Regions from separate parts of the Homo sapiens genome. Here regions 1 and 2 are each linked to region 3. Evidence: chromatin contacts called from ENCODE Hi-C or POLR2A ChIA-PET data. All regions are on one chromosome and are shown on one strand. Each heading gives the region's core, a stretch centred on a gene start or an enhancer-like site at or near the end of the contact. The rest is flanking DNA. Distances are from core to core; before and after follow the strand shown. Region 1 has its middle 75 kb from the start of CAMK2D. Region 2 overlaps CAMK2D (calcium/calmodulin dependent protein kinase II delta). Region 3 overlaps ALPK1 (alpha kinase 1).

Region 1 (4,285 bases), core at 369-2,868, 1.5 Mb before region 3:
TTAAATTCCTAGTTATGAATATTTTAATGAACAGTATCAATAAAAGCCTCTTACCCCTTGGCCTATTTGTGATGCTAAGGATTCAGTTAGTAATAACAGCTCTTTAAGGACAGAGGGAACTCAGAATAATTTATTTTTTCAAGAGCATAAAAGGCAAAGATGCTCCAGGGAAGTTTTATAAGCCACTTCCAAAAAGAAATAATTACTGAACTTACTGAAAGCATGGATGAATTGTTAGTTTTACTAAAAATAGATTTTAATAGATTTGTCCATCTGAGAAAAGTACAGTGGACAGACTTTTAGAAAACAAAATACTTGCCGTTAGAAAGAATTCCCAAATTCTACAAAATAACGGTAAGTGCTCAAAGTACACTTGAACATTTTGAGGTTTTTTTGTTAGTGAAGGTTGCACATTTAAATGCAGAAGCTTTTGCCATCTTTGTTGTCAATCCCTCCCTCATGGTCATCTAGAAAGCTGAGTAATTAGAAGTGTGAAATTAGTAGCCAGAGTGTCCCAACTTCGCCACTTGTGTAACCCAGAGCAAGATAGTGACACTGTCAAAACCTCAGTTTACTCTTCTATAAAATAGCGGTACTGATAGCACCTGCCTTGCAGGGTTCCTATGAAGATTAAATGAGATAATGCAGCTCACCCACTGAGCACAGGGTGCCACATGCTACTCTTAGAAGATGTCAGTTATAATTGTTGCTTCATCATATATCATAGGAGAAAAAAAGCAAAATGCTTCTGAAGAAGTAATGATGACTATTGAGACAGATAATATGTACAAAGCCAGGAGTACTTCAGAATTTAGAATAGCTATAAGATTTAATGAATCAAGTGAAGTGAGAAGCTTCCAATATGAATCGTAACATAAATTTTGAAGCAATTCCCCTTATAGGCAGTTCTACCCTGTAATAGAAAATGGTAAAATACAATGTACTGAAAAATAGTCAGATCTCCCTCAGGCTTTGGTTCATTATAAATTACCTTATTTAATGTACACATGTTATAAATTGAAATCTCTACTGAATAGAGCCCATTATAGCACTGAATTTATGGCAGTGGACTTTAACCAAAGGTTTTTAATTACATGAAGTTCCCTAAGGACCTTCCTAAAATGTGGCTACAACTATCACACATTCCTCTCTCTGAAGGTGGCATGCTAGGGAAAGCCAAATATGGTATGTGATCATAGAATCATATAACTTATCAATTGAAAGGTTATTACAGAACTTATACAATCCCTCAATTTTTCAGCTAAGGAAATTAAGATCTTGAGAATCTAAGTGTCTAGTAATGTTCTTTAGTGTACATTTTTTAAAAATGCAATTAAAGGGATGATCCCAGTGAGAAATGACTTATTGTGACACATCTTCAGCAGCTTCTTAGCAGAGCAGAACAAGCCAGGGATGTTATAATAACTCTGAGAAAGACATAACAAAATTCTCAGTAGGCACGTATCTAGTTTTCTTCTTAAAACTTACAATGCTGGCTGCATGGTCTTGTATTTTCTCACTTCCCTTTTCTTGTTCAGCCTTAGCTTATGGCCTTTTCATTTAGAGTGATCCTTACTTACTCAGATGCTGAGTCATTCTTGGTAATGGCAAATCACACATGCTCAGCATAGAACCTATTTCAACATATCTGGAATTAAGCTTGTGGCTTTAAATTTTAGAGGAGCCCTGGTTTCACAGGTCTTCACTAATCACAGCTTTCTCATCACTGCCATGTTTAGCTCATGTAAATATTCTTGTCTTAATAACAAAAATAGTAGCAACAACAAAAGTCTTTTGTATGTTCATATAATGGCACAGATAATGATAATTAACCTCATTGATTACTATTACATACCCGGCATTAACAACAAACCCTAAAAGATAGGAGCACTTAGCTCCCCATTCACAGAGATGAGAAAACTGAAGCAGAGAGAATTAAGTAAAATTACCCAAATACATAAATTGGCATCCAAGGAGTCCGGTTCCAGAACCTATAATTTAATCTTTACATTCTCAGTCCCTGAATCCTTAACCACTAGATTCTACATCACATGATCCTCACAAAATATTCTGAACTAAGTATTTTTAGCTCTACTTTATCAGTGATTAAACTGAGATTTAGAGAGGTTAAACTTAAAAAGGTTACATAACATGACAAGTATGTGGGAGAGCTAGGATTATAATCCAGGTCTAACTGATTGTAAAATCTGCACACCATTTAAATAGCTGTGCTTTTCAGGCCTTCAGCAGCATTATCCCCTGAGACTAGAACACAGGGGCACTGGCTCAGCTTTTGGGGGCTTCATCTTGCTCCCTATAATCCTGGTCTACTGAGAGATCATCAGGAGCCACATGGCCATCTACCCAATACTGACTGTGGCTACTCTTGCAGATCTTTTCTGCCTTGCCCTCTGTCCAAAGAGTTCACCACCCTTTGAACATTATATGTTGGATGCTGGCCACCCTTCTGATGCGAACTCAGCAAAAAAGCCAGGTTAATTCCCTCAGCTCTGGCCCCAGTTTTCTGTCCTCTTCGCACAGAGGACCATTATTCCTTCTGGTCCAAATTATTGAAGTCTCCACATTACAGTCTCTGTATATTCCTGCTTTAAAATAGTTTGATGTGATGCTATTTATCAATTTTTATTTTCAGGTATATATGTGTGTATACGTTTAAGTATATGAGTTATATTTTTGTTTTATATATTTTAATAACTCAGGAAATCTAGAACACTTTAAGCAAAACATACTTAGTGATGTAAACATGTCTGCAATGTAGTCTTAAAAACTACTTGTTAATCTTCATCGTAGTGTCTTAGTACTTTCCTTTGTATATATAAACATTTGGCTGTATTGAATTAGATTTTTCCTAAGTCAAATGGGTGCCAAGCTACATTGTTTAACAGGGTATGATGTTTTATCCTTAAATCAATAAGCTGTACTTTGAATTAGCCATGTAAAACTAGGTAAAGTAATCCAGCTGTGTCCATTTCACTCGGGGCTGACTTACCAATGCTTTGAATTGGACATGTCAGCTCCACTGCTAATGAGCAATTGCCCTTGAAAACAGCGTATACTTTTTTATTGTCCTTGGGAATATTATAAGAGCAGAATATCAAGAATTTCGCTCAAGAGATAGCAAATGCCTTTAAAAAATATTTAACATGATTTTCATGCATATTTGTGGAAAAATGAGTAGTTGATATAATATTAAAGATAACTGCATAAAATTAGGTGCTGCCAAAAGTGAGAGAGGCAATTTGTTTATTTTTATGTACTTCATTTTCATCTATGTCATATTCCTAATGCAAGATTTTGTTAAACACAAAAAATAATTGCTTTGAACATTTAATATATAATTTCCTTTTATGTGAGCAGATTAAAAACATTTAAGCTGATGCCAATTCTAGAAGTGCTAACTGCTGAAAATATGTTTTCAACTAGACATCATTAATGTCTACAGTTCTAATGAATCTTTTTCTCTTAGATCCTGAGAATCTCTGAAAGTTATGCATTTTGCCAAAGTTGCAGTTGTTAAGAAGGAGCAATTGTTGCCTACTTATTCTTGTAAACACATTTTGGCATAATTATGTAATTGTAATCCAAAATTCTCTTCTCTGAACCAAAACTACCTTTAAGAGGTAGAATGTATAGAATTCATCACCATCTTTATTGCTTTGACTCAATATAATTCTGTCAGACATTCAGCAAAAGACTTTAAACTTACTCAGACGAAAAAGTATGCTAATTTGCTAGTAGATACCAATCGCATCTTTTTCCTTAAAGTGAAGTATTGTTACTTTCAGCAACATCATTTGTAAACTGTGGCTGTCACCATGAGAGTATTAATTCTTTTTTAAAAAAATTAATGTGATATTTATATTAACATCAGAGGGGCCCAATGTCCAGAACAAAAATAATCAGTGAGTAAATACAGGAATTCTGCTTCTACCACCAGGACAATTGTGAGTAATGCCTTCCACCCTGAATCCACTCAAGGGTAAGGCAGGAGGTATTTCCTGAGCCTTGAAGCAGCAGTGAATAAAGGAAACAGCCTCAGCTCAGAGCTCAGGTTCTGAACTGAACTGTGTACTGTTACCCGTGTGGGTAACATTGGTCAAATTACTTGTGCACTCTGTCTCAAATTATTCTCCATATAACAGGAATACATATGAAACATGTAGCATATTTCATAAAGTCCTAATTCTGATACTTACCTCTCTCCAGGTTTTTACCGATCAAAGCACCAGGATCCTAACTGTAAAAGCTAGATGTTGGATCATTC
Region 2 (4,596 bases), core at 1,126-3,625, 1.3 Mb before region 3:
TTTCCATAAAAAAATAACTAGAGACCCCTGAACATACACTGTGGACAGATTTTATTAATAAATCTTATGGTTTAAGTATCAAGCTATTGTTAATTACTTCTCCTAAGTAAATAAACCTAATACCTGGTAAAATGATGTCTAGTTATGTGGTTGCAGTATATTAACCAAGGAGGACTCGTTGTTTTGAAGCAATAATAATTATAACTAATGTTTATTGGGTACCTAGTGTGTACCTGACACTGTTATGTTCTTCAACTATTTTAGCTCTTTAATTTTACATCAATACTATTAGATACTTGTTTTAGCCATTTTATAGATTAGGACACTGAAGTTCAGAGAAGTTAAGTTATTCTTCTGAGTCACACAGCTAAATAGCTAAGTATCAAAGACAGTTGTTCTAACATAAGGTGACTAACTTCCATGCTTGTCATTTTAACCAATTTCAAATTTCATCCATATTTGCTTTGAGATACCTGAAAAATCAGACTATTTTATATAGTTTTATAAGAATTATAAAGCTTAGAAATGTAAAATTTTATGTGGGGATCTAAGATTTCCCCCTGTATAACAGGATCATAGATGTCAGATCAAAAGATCTCAGCTGGCCGGGTGCAGTGGCTCACACCTGTAATCCCTGCACTTTGGGAGGCTGCGGCAGGCAGATCAGCTGAGGTCAGGAGATCGAGAGCAGCCTGGGCAACATGGTGAAACCCCGTCTCTACTGAAAATACAAAAATTAGCCAGGCTTGGTGGCGGGTGCCTGTAATCCCAGCTACTGGGTAGGCTGAGGCAGGAGAATTGCTTGAACCCAGGAGGCAGAGGTTACAGTGAGCCAAGATTGCACCACTGTGCTACAGCCTGGGTGACAGAGCGAGACTCCATCTCAAAAAAAAAAAAAAAAAGGAAAAGAAAAGAAAAAAAAGATCTCAGTTGTTATGTTTGGGGTCTGAACATGTATAATGTTCACGGCTTGACTCTAGTCTGCTTTTTTGGTTGTTTGATCTCAGTGTTAGTGCATCTGATTTTTTTTAAGTAATTCAGTCAGTAGACGTTTATTGCATGCCTGCTATATGCATATACTCTGCCAAGTCCTGGAATACAGTAATGGACAAGACAGAACTGACATTGTAGTAGTTGAAGGAGGAGGGGATGGATAATGAGTAAATGACCAAAGAAACCCAGCAAATCATTTTAGTTCTAGTGCTATGAAGAAAACAGGGTGATATTTGGTGCGTAACTAGGGGCTGATGGCTGATTTAGAGGGTGATCGGGAATGGTTGCTATGATGTTTCAGGAGAAGAACCTAAATGTTGAGAAGATCTGTGAGTAGATATTCCACTCAGTGTGAACAATGGGTACAGCCCTGAGAAAATGTGGCTTCAATGAGGAGCAGAACAAAGGCCAGTGTGGCATGAAACATCCCAAGTCCTAGGGTGCAAGGATATGAAATAATACATGAGATAGGTGTGGGCCAGAGCTCAAAGGCCTTGTAGGCCAGAAAGAGGAATTTAGATATTATGCTGTGTGTTCTAGAAAGGTGTTGGAAGATTTAAAGATCGGAAATATGAAATAATCCGATTTCATTATACAAAGCTCTCTCTTGCTGCAGTGTGGCAAGGGATTATAGGAGGGCAGAATGGAAGTGGAGGAAAATGGATATTGGAGGAGTCAAAGAAAAAAAATGACAATGATTTGGGCATAGGTGAGAGCAGTAGAGGAGAAAACTTATGTTTCATCTTCAAAAGGTAAATTGGACTTTTAAAAATGACTGAACTCTACACATATATTGCAAAAGTACAAAGAATTGAACATTCAGAGCTTTAGGAAGATACATGGTTTTTAAAAGAAGGGGATTCCTGCTCTTTGAACTGGACCAGTATTACTAAGCTGATTCACAGTCAGAAAACAGTCTCTTTTGCTACTTTCCATTGTGAAAAAGGGAGAGACGTTTCTTCTCTTCAGCCTTCCCCCTTTAGCATGAAACTCTCCTATTCTTAGTGGCAACTGAAGATAATATTGAAAAGAAAAAATAATAACTTCACAGAATAAATAATAGAAAGTAAAACATTTTACAATGATGAAAATATGTAGAAATTCTGATTGTTATTTTAGAATATCAAATAACACCACAAAATCTTCCAAAAGTGCATCTAAACTCTGAACTCATTAATAGCCTCTACTAATTTTTTTTCTATTCTGTAGGAAAGCAGACTGTTGAGTTCAGAAAAGGCCAGGAAAGTGAATTTATCCTAGTTTTCTGTCTTTTCTCCATGTTTCAACATTCCCAAAAGTGATTTAAACCTCAAATTAAGGTGATTCTGTCATCTGGGTGGCAAAGATTATGATCTATGGCATCTTATCTTGCACACGTGTGTTCAATTATTCGTTTTTTTTGTGTGACTTCTTTTTTTTTTTTTTTTGAGACAGAGTCTCACTGTGTCTCCCAGGCTGGAGTGCAGTGGCATGATCTCGGCTCACTGCAACCTCTGCCTCCCGGGGTCGAGCGATTCTCCTACCTCAACCTCCTGAGTAGCTGGGATTACCGGCATGCACCACCACGCCCAGCTGATTTTTGTATTTTTGGTAGAGACGGGGTTTCACCATGTGGGCCAGGCTGTTCTTGAACTCCTGGCCTCAACTGATCCACCCGCCTTGGCCTCCCAAAGTGCTGGGATTACAGGCGTGAGCCACCATGGCCAGCCTTTTTTTTGACTTCTGCGTGAAAGTAACTCTTCTAAGCATTTGGCAGCCAAAATAGAGAGGTATTGTACAGCCCTTTGAATAAGCCCTCTTTAATTTGTTGTAATGGGTAAATTTATAGGATCATGGCCACCCAGCTTCACTTCTAATCACCAACCCCCTACCTTGCCTGTTCTCTTTCACAAACCAATACACTGTGGTGCTGGCTGAAAACATTTCTAATCATAGACTTATCTGCAGCTGGTGACTATTTGTGGTCTGACAGGAGATTGACCACATCCTGTGGTTAAATGTTATTATTTTTTCTGAAGACTCTTTGAACTGACTTAACTGCTTTCATTTGATGTTTCAACTGACTTATCTGTAGTAATAGCCAAGCATGTATGCTTTGAAAATTTGAATTGATATCCTTTATGTATCACATGGATATCTGTTATATCCGTTGATGTCCTATTACATTTTGTATTTTCTGAGTATTTTTTAAAATTTAGGGGCCATCATATTCCTCATCTAATATAGGCTCTAATACATGGACACTTGGTATATACTTGTTAAAAGAATAAATATGCAAATGACTAGAAGAATAGGAGTTTTAAATCCTCCTTTTAAAGGAAAATGTTAATAATAAAAAATACCCGTAGTTCCACTTCCCTTTTTTAACTGATTTCATATTGCATCTTCCCTTTCGCATACTGTTCAATTCAATTAATGTTGATTGAGCTGCTAATATGTCTCAGGCAATGTGTTAGGCTCATGTTAGGTTCAAGGGATACCAAAAATAAGTAAGACATGGTCCTTGCCTTTCCTTATCTTGAGGTTTAGTAGGAGATATGGGTATATAAGCAGATGGTCTCGGTGTGAAATTTAAATCAAACAAGCACAGTATGCTGTGAAAGCACAGTGGGTGGATTTCAGAGAAGTATTTCTGGAGGAAACTTGGGCTCTTTCTTGAAGAATGTATAAGCTCATGGAAAATTAAATCAAGATTGCCTAGCTAGGCGTTACCAGCAAGGAATTACATTAAAAATGCTTGGTGAAATAGGCAACTAACCAAAGTTCAAGGTAATTGGTGTGGAATTAAAAAGGGAGAGAGCTCAGTAAGAGTGTGCCACGTTATGGAGGTCCATGCATGTCATGGTAAAGGCCTGAAACTATGTACTCTAGGCCAATCAGTGTTAGCTTTCCAAGGAGGAGGTCACTGATACCTTGAAACTGAGCTTTAAGTATGCGTATGCAAATGAACCTAGTAAAATTGCTTCAGTATAAAAACTCTTAATATAGGGAACATTTTATAAATGGAAAAGTAGACATTTAATAGTCACAAATGAGAGTTTAAAAGAAACTAGTTATCTCCATCAAGAGTCTCTATTTCATAGATTCTCTAAGGATTTTTTAAATTCTAGGTTAGCTTCCTTCAACACTATCAGTCTGTAATATTTTTCACTAAGTTCCCTCTTCCCCTTTTCTGAAGCTTCCTACCATTAAAATTTGCTTAAGTGAAACATAAATCTCGACATGAAGTATATTTGGGTGGGATAGGATACTGTGCCGAAGTTGTTTATTTGTACTGTTCTTAACACAATAGTTGAGTACAGATACACTCCAGACTTGAATAATGTGGCTAAATAGATAGTCTCCAGGTGATCAACTAAAAATAATTGTATTCTGTCATCACTTCTCCCATTGATCCCAAGAAGTGCCTCCAAGAAAATTACCTTTCCTTCTCCAGTATTAGAAATCTGTGGGATAGCACCATCCACCAAACTACCCATTGAACCACTATCTTAGAGTTGGAAACACTGAAACATCCTCATTTCCTTCTTAGGGTCCAGCAAAATGGTTCAGTACCTTGGCAACACGCCCTTCCCTATAGAACCAGAGGGAGGGAGTGGGGAA
Region 3 (4,209 bases), core at 159-2,658:
GCTCATTCCTATCTGTTTACAAATATGCCATTATTTCTTTCATCTTAGAAGAAAAATCTCTTCATCTCACTTTCATCAGTAGTTATTGTCTTTTTTAGCAAAATTCCCTGAAAGAATTGTCTCTACTTGAGCTTCCAACCTCTCTCTTCCCATTCTCTTTTAAACGCATTCTAATTAGACTTTTGTCCCATTATGCCACTGAAACAAATTTTGTCAAAGTCACTGATCAACTCCATGTTGCTAAATCCAGCCGTCAATTCTTCTTATTATTACTTTTTTTGAGATGGGAGTCTCCCTCTGTCACCCAGGCTGGAGTGCAATGAGGCAATCTTGACTCACTGCAACCTCCAACTCCCATGTTCAAGCGATTCTTGTGCCTCAGCCTCCCAAGTAGCTGGGATTACAGGCATTTGCCACCATATCCGACTAATTTTTGTATTTTTAGTAGAGATGGGTTTTCACCATGTTGGGCAGTCTGGTCTCGAACTCCTGACCTCAAGTGATTCACCTGCCCCGGCCTCCCAAACTGTTGGGATTACAGGCGTGAGCCACCATGCCCGGCCTCCAGCAGTCAATTCTTACTCCTTATCTTAGTTGATGTGCCAAAAACATGTGACATAAAGCCTCCCTCCTCTGCTGTGTTCCAGGAAACCATACTCTCTTGGTTTTCCTCCTGTATTACTGATCACTCCTTAGTCTTTTTGGCTGGTTCCTCCTCTTCTTCTAGATCTCTTGATGTTGGAGTATGCAAAGGCTCAGTCTCAAACTATCTTCCTTTCTCCATCTAAACCTATTCCTCGGTGACTTCATTCAGTTCATGGTTGTAAATACCACATATTTATTGGTAATCATCAAATTCCTGTCTCCAGCCCAAACTTCACCTTAAACTTCAGATGCATATTTTCAACCGTAACTTGATATCTGCACTTGAGTTCACATTGAACCCCTGGTTGGCCTTTGTTAATGACTGAACCTTGTCAGCAGAGTGAAATGAAAGGCCAACTCTTGATGAGCTGGGCATTCAAAAGAGGCTGAATAGGAGCAGTTGGGGTTACCGGAAGGGCCATGCCTTGTGGAAGGAACTTGGCTGGAAGGAACTGCTTGGTTTCCTCCCGTTCACTTTCAATTTGTGCATGGGCAGCTGTAGTCTTAACAAGGTTTTCTTCTGACAACTATGACTTGGGGTGATAACTGTGTTGAGACACTGTGGGACTTCTGAAACCTGTCTGTTGCATAATAACTAAGGCTTTTCTGTTCTTTCACTGTGACTTCCTTTTTCACAAATAACTCCTGGCTTGCAAACGAGAGGTATTACCAGCCTATTCAATGTTTCCAGATTTCTGACAAGGGCTAGATAAAGAAGTATTTAAATCATTAAAATCTTAAAGAGTCTCCATGCTGTATTTGTCTTTAATATATTTTTAAGAATCTAGGCCAGGTGCGGAGGCTCACGCCTGTAATCCCAGCACTTTGGAAGGCCGAGGTGGGCGGATGAAGAGGTTAGGAGATCGAGACCATCCTGGCTAACATGGTGAAACCCCGTCTCTACCAAAAATACAAAAAATTAGCCAGGCGTGGTGGCGGGTGCCTGTAGTCCCAGCTACTCGCGAGGCTGAGGCAGGAGAATGACGTGACCCGGGAGGCGGAGCTTGCAGTGAGCCTAGATCAGGCCACTGCACTCCAGCCTGGGCGACAGAGCAAGACTCCATCTCAAAAAAAAAAAGAATCTAGATTTTTAAAACATTGTATCATTAGAAAGCAAAACAGTATTATTGTAAAAAAATTTTGGAGAAAAATAATATATAAAAGAACATAAGAATTATCTATGATCCTACTAAGAAATAAGCACTATGAATATTTTACAATTTTTTCTTTGTATAGCTATAGTATTTATAATGAAGTTTTAAAAAGTATAAGTTTTCAAAATTTAGCTAAGTATTCTTTGTCTGACTACAATTGACCAGTCTTTGTGCCTCTAGATTGAGATGCCCAGGTGTACTCAGAAATGATTTAGAAAAAAAACACTGTGACCCCCTGTGTGTATTTTGGTGTGTGTGCTTCCTCTCACTCATGTTACAGTTAACTTGGTAATGTTTCTACACGTGCTATCTTCTGTTTTTCTTTCAGCCTTACTTTAAAGCTGGACATCCTCACCACTCTGCCTGCCCCGACCTACTTAACACAAACAACTAACCCCGATAGCCAAGCATCATCAGTGAGTGCTAACCTTTATCAAAACCCTTTCCTAGAAAAAATCTCTGCTATCTTGGTATTGGGCAGGCATGGCGCAGTTGATAGCCGGAAGGAGGGAGTGGGGTAAGGCTAGAACCTCCCCTGGAGCTGGCTGTGAAAGTCAGGAAGGCACCTTGAAGGACAGACAGAGCTTCAGGTCCTTGGGAGAGTGTGCTCTGGCAAGTGTGTCATCTTAGGCAAAGTAGATCTAAACAGAGAATTGGCAGTTCTGGTAACCAGCAGGGTTAGAATGGATTAAGTGCGCAGCCTGAGGTAGAGAGATGGAGTCATGCTAACAGCCTAGCATAGCAAGGAGGTAGAAATAGTAATCATTACCATTTATTGAGTAAATACTGCTACCAATAATAGTCAACTCATAAAACTGTAGTGAGTATTAAGATAATATATATAAGCATTGTAACAGAAAGGCTGACACACAGAACAAGCTTAACAAATACTTATTAAAGAATAATGCATGCCACTTATTGTTATTAACTATCATTATTCAGCACTGGTGAACAGATGAGAGTGTCATTTAGGGTGGGGGAAGGGGGCTGCTTCCTTACATCTTTAAACACTGCCTGCTCATGAATTTCCTCCACCCTATGATCTATTCACTTCATGGTGGATCCCAACCACACAGTAAGTCTCCTGCTTCCAAGTGAGCGCTTTTTTGTATTCGTTGCACACTGGGTAACCTGGGTTCTAATCCTGACTCCATCACAAACCAGCTACGTGTGAACTTGTGCAAGTCACCTTTCCCTGATAGACCTCAGTTTCCTCCTTTCTAAAGCTGGAGATTTTTGCTAAAGTCTTTAAAGTCCCTTTCGATTCTATGATTCTGTAGTGCTACTTCCGCTCTCCCAAAGTTCAGCAGCAAGTGACCAAGGATCAGTGCCAGCCTGGTCTGCTACAGTAGGATATACATAGCACTTAATAATGGCTACTGTTTGTTTTTATCAAGCATTGCTATAAGGGTCTTAATATATTAACTCATTTAATTATCAAAAAAAACTTAAGGAAAATGGACGTTGTTATCCTCATGTTATGGATGAGAAAATTAAGGCCATTAGTGATTAACTTGGTCATGGCCAAAAAGCAAGGAAGAGACAAAGCTGATACTAACACAAGGAGTCAATGTATCATATTAAAAGCATCCTGTACTGCAGGTTCCCATTTACACTTGATAAAGGTAACCTAGATCAGGTGTCATTTTGAATAGATAGTAAAGTCTTGTTTTTAAATAACCTGATAGAACAAGAGCAAAAACTTGGCCATGCTATGGACAACCTGCTTTAAAACACATACCCGCTGATACAGAATCTATGGTATTCATTTTGGGACTCTTTAAATATATTTAAATGGAGCAAATATTCAGGGTGTGTTGTTTTGTTATGCAACACCAAATCAAAGGAGGCATCTGGAAGGATCTGGAGCCTCTCAAATGTTACAACCTTCTACCATCTCTAGTTGAGTAGGTGTTATTATATACTTATAAGAAAATAGATGCAGTTCTCCAAGTGTTATGTTGATGAATTTATGAATTAATTTTTCAATTTAACCCATGGGGAAAATTTCACTTGTGAGCTAGAGAGTTTTAACAGTGGTAAGTCTCATTCAAAGAAAAAAAATTGAGCAGGACAGTAGAGATCCATGAAATTTTATTTATTTAGCAAATCTGTATTGTCCACCTACAATGTGTCATGCATTGGGCTAGGTACTGGGAATTCAGAGATAAAAAGATATAGTCTTGATCTTCAAAAAGAGCTAGTTGTGTACAGAGATGAAGAAATCATCACAATTTATTTCAATAAGTTATTGAGTAGAGAAAATCTCTGGGTCCTAAGAAATGGCTAACCTAACAGGACAAAGTGGCCACTGACTTTAGTAGAAAGCAGTCATGTAAGTCAAGTCTTCCCAGGGGTAGTGATGCTTGAGCTGGGTCTTAGAAATAAAATAGGCCACAAACGAAGGAAA

What was found. Hi-C counts contacts between places; a loop is a spot of excess contacts on that map. ChIA-PET counts read pairs that join two places held with the same protein, here RNA polymerase II (POLR2A). Pooled maps may share reads with other maps.
Region 1: a pooled map shows a loop between it and region 3 (2.8-fold over the local background). The contact joins two enhancer-like sites. A Hi-C loop is called at or near these places in 3 of 37 single-sample maps with no recorded cell type and 2 of 50 pooled maps. POLR2A ChIA-PET finds 5 or more read pairs at or near these places in 1 of 52 experiments (CD4-positive, alpha-beta T cell).
Region 2: a loop to region 3 is called in a map with no recorded cell type, with 3 times the contacts of the local background. The contact joins two enhancer-like sites. A Hi-C loop is called at or near these places in 1 of 37 single-sample maps with no recorded cell type. POLR2A ChIA-PET finds 5 or more read pairs at or near these places in 1 of 52 experiments (activated CD4-positive, alpha-beta T cell).

The regions. Positions count from the first base shown.
Region 1 is chr4:113,834,929-113,839,213 of GRCh38, reverse strand. No RefSeq gene overlaps it. Among named protein-coding and RNA genes, the nearest start is that of CAMK2D, 75 kb to the right of the region's middle. Within about 2 kb of position 1,618, at least 3 of the 41 ENCODE cell types and tissues checked have a DNase peak (open chromatin) inside an H3K27ac peak, as active enhancers do.
Region 2 is chr4:113,563,475-113,568,070 of GRCh38, reverse strand. The region is part of intron 4 of CAMK2D (calcium/calmodulin dependent protein kinase II delta); the gene reads left to right. Among named protein-coding and RNA genes, the nearest start is that of CAMK2D, 200 kb to the left of the region's middle. Within about 2 kb of position 2,375, at least 3 of the 41 ENCODE cell types and tissues checked have a DNase peak (open chromatin) inside an H3K27ac peak, as active enhancers do.
Region 3 is chr4:112,309,795-112,314,003 of GRCh38, reverse strand. All of the region lies in intron 1 of ALPK1 (alpha kinase 1), which reads right to left. Among named protein-coding and RNA genes, the nearest start is that of ALPK1, 15 kb to the right of the region's middle. RefSeq lists an enhancer at 4,124-4,209. Within about 2 kb of position 1,408, at least 5 of the 41 ENCODE cell types and tissues checked have a DNase peak (open chromatin) inside an H3K27ac peak, as active enhancers do.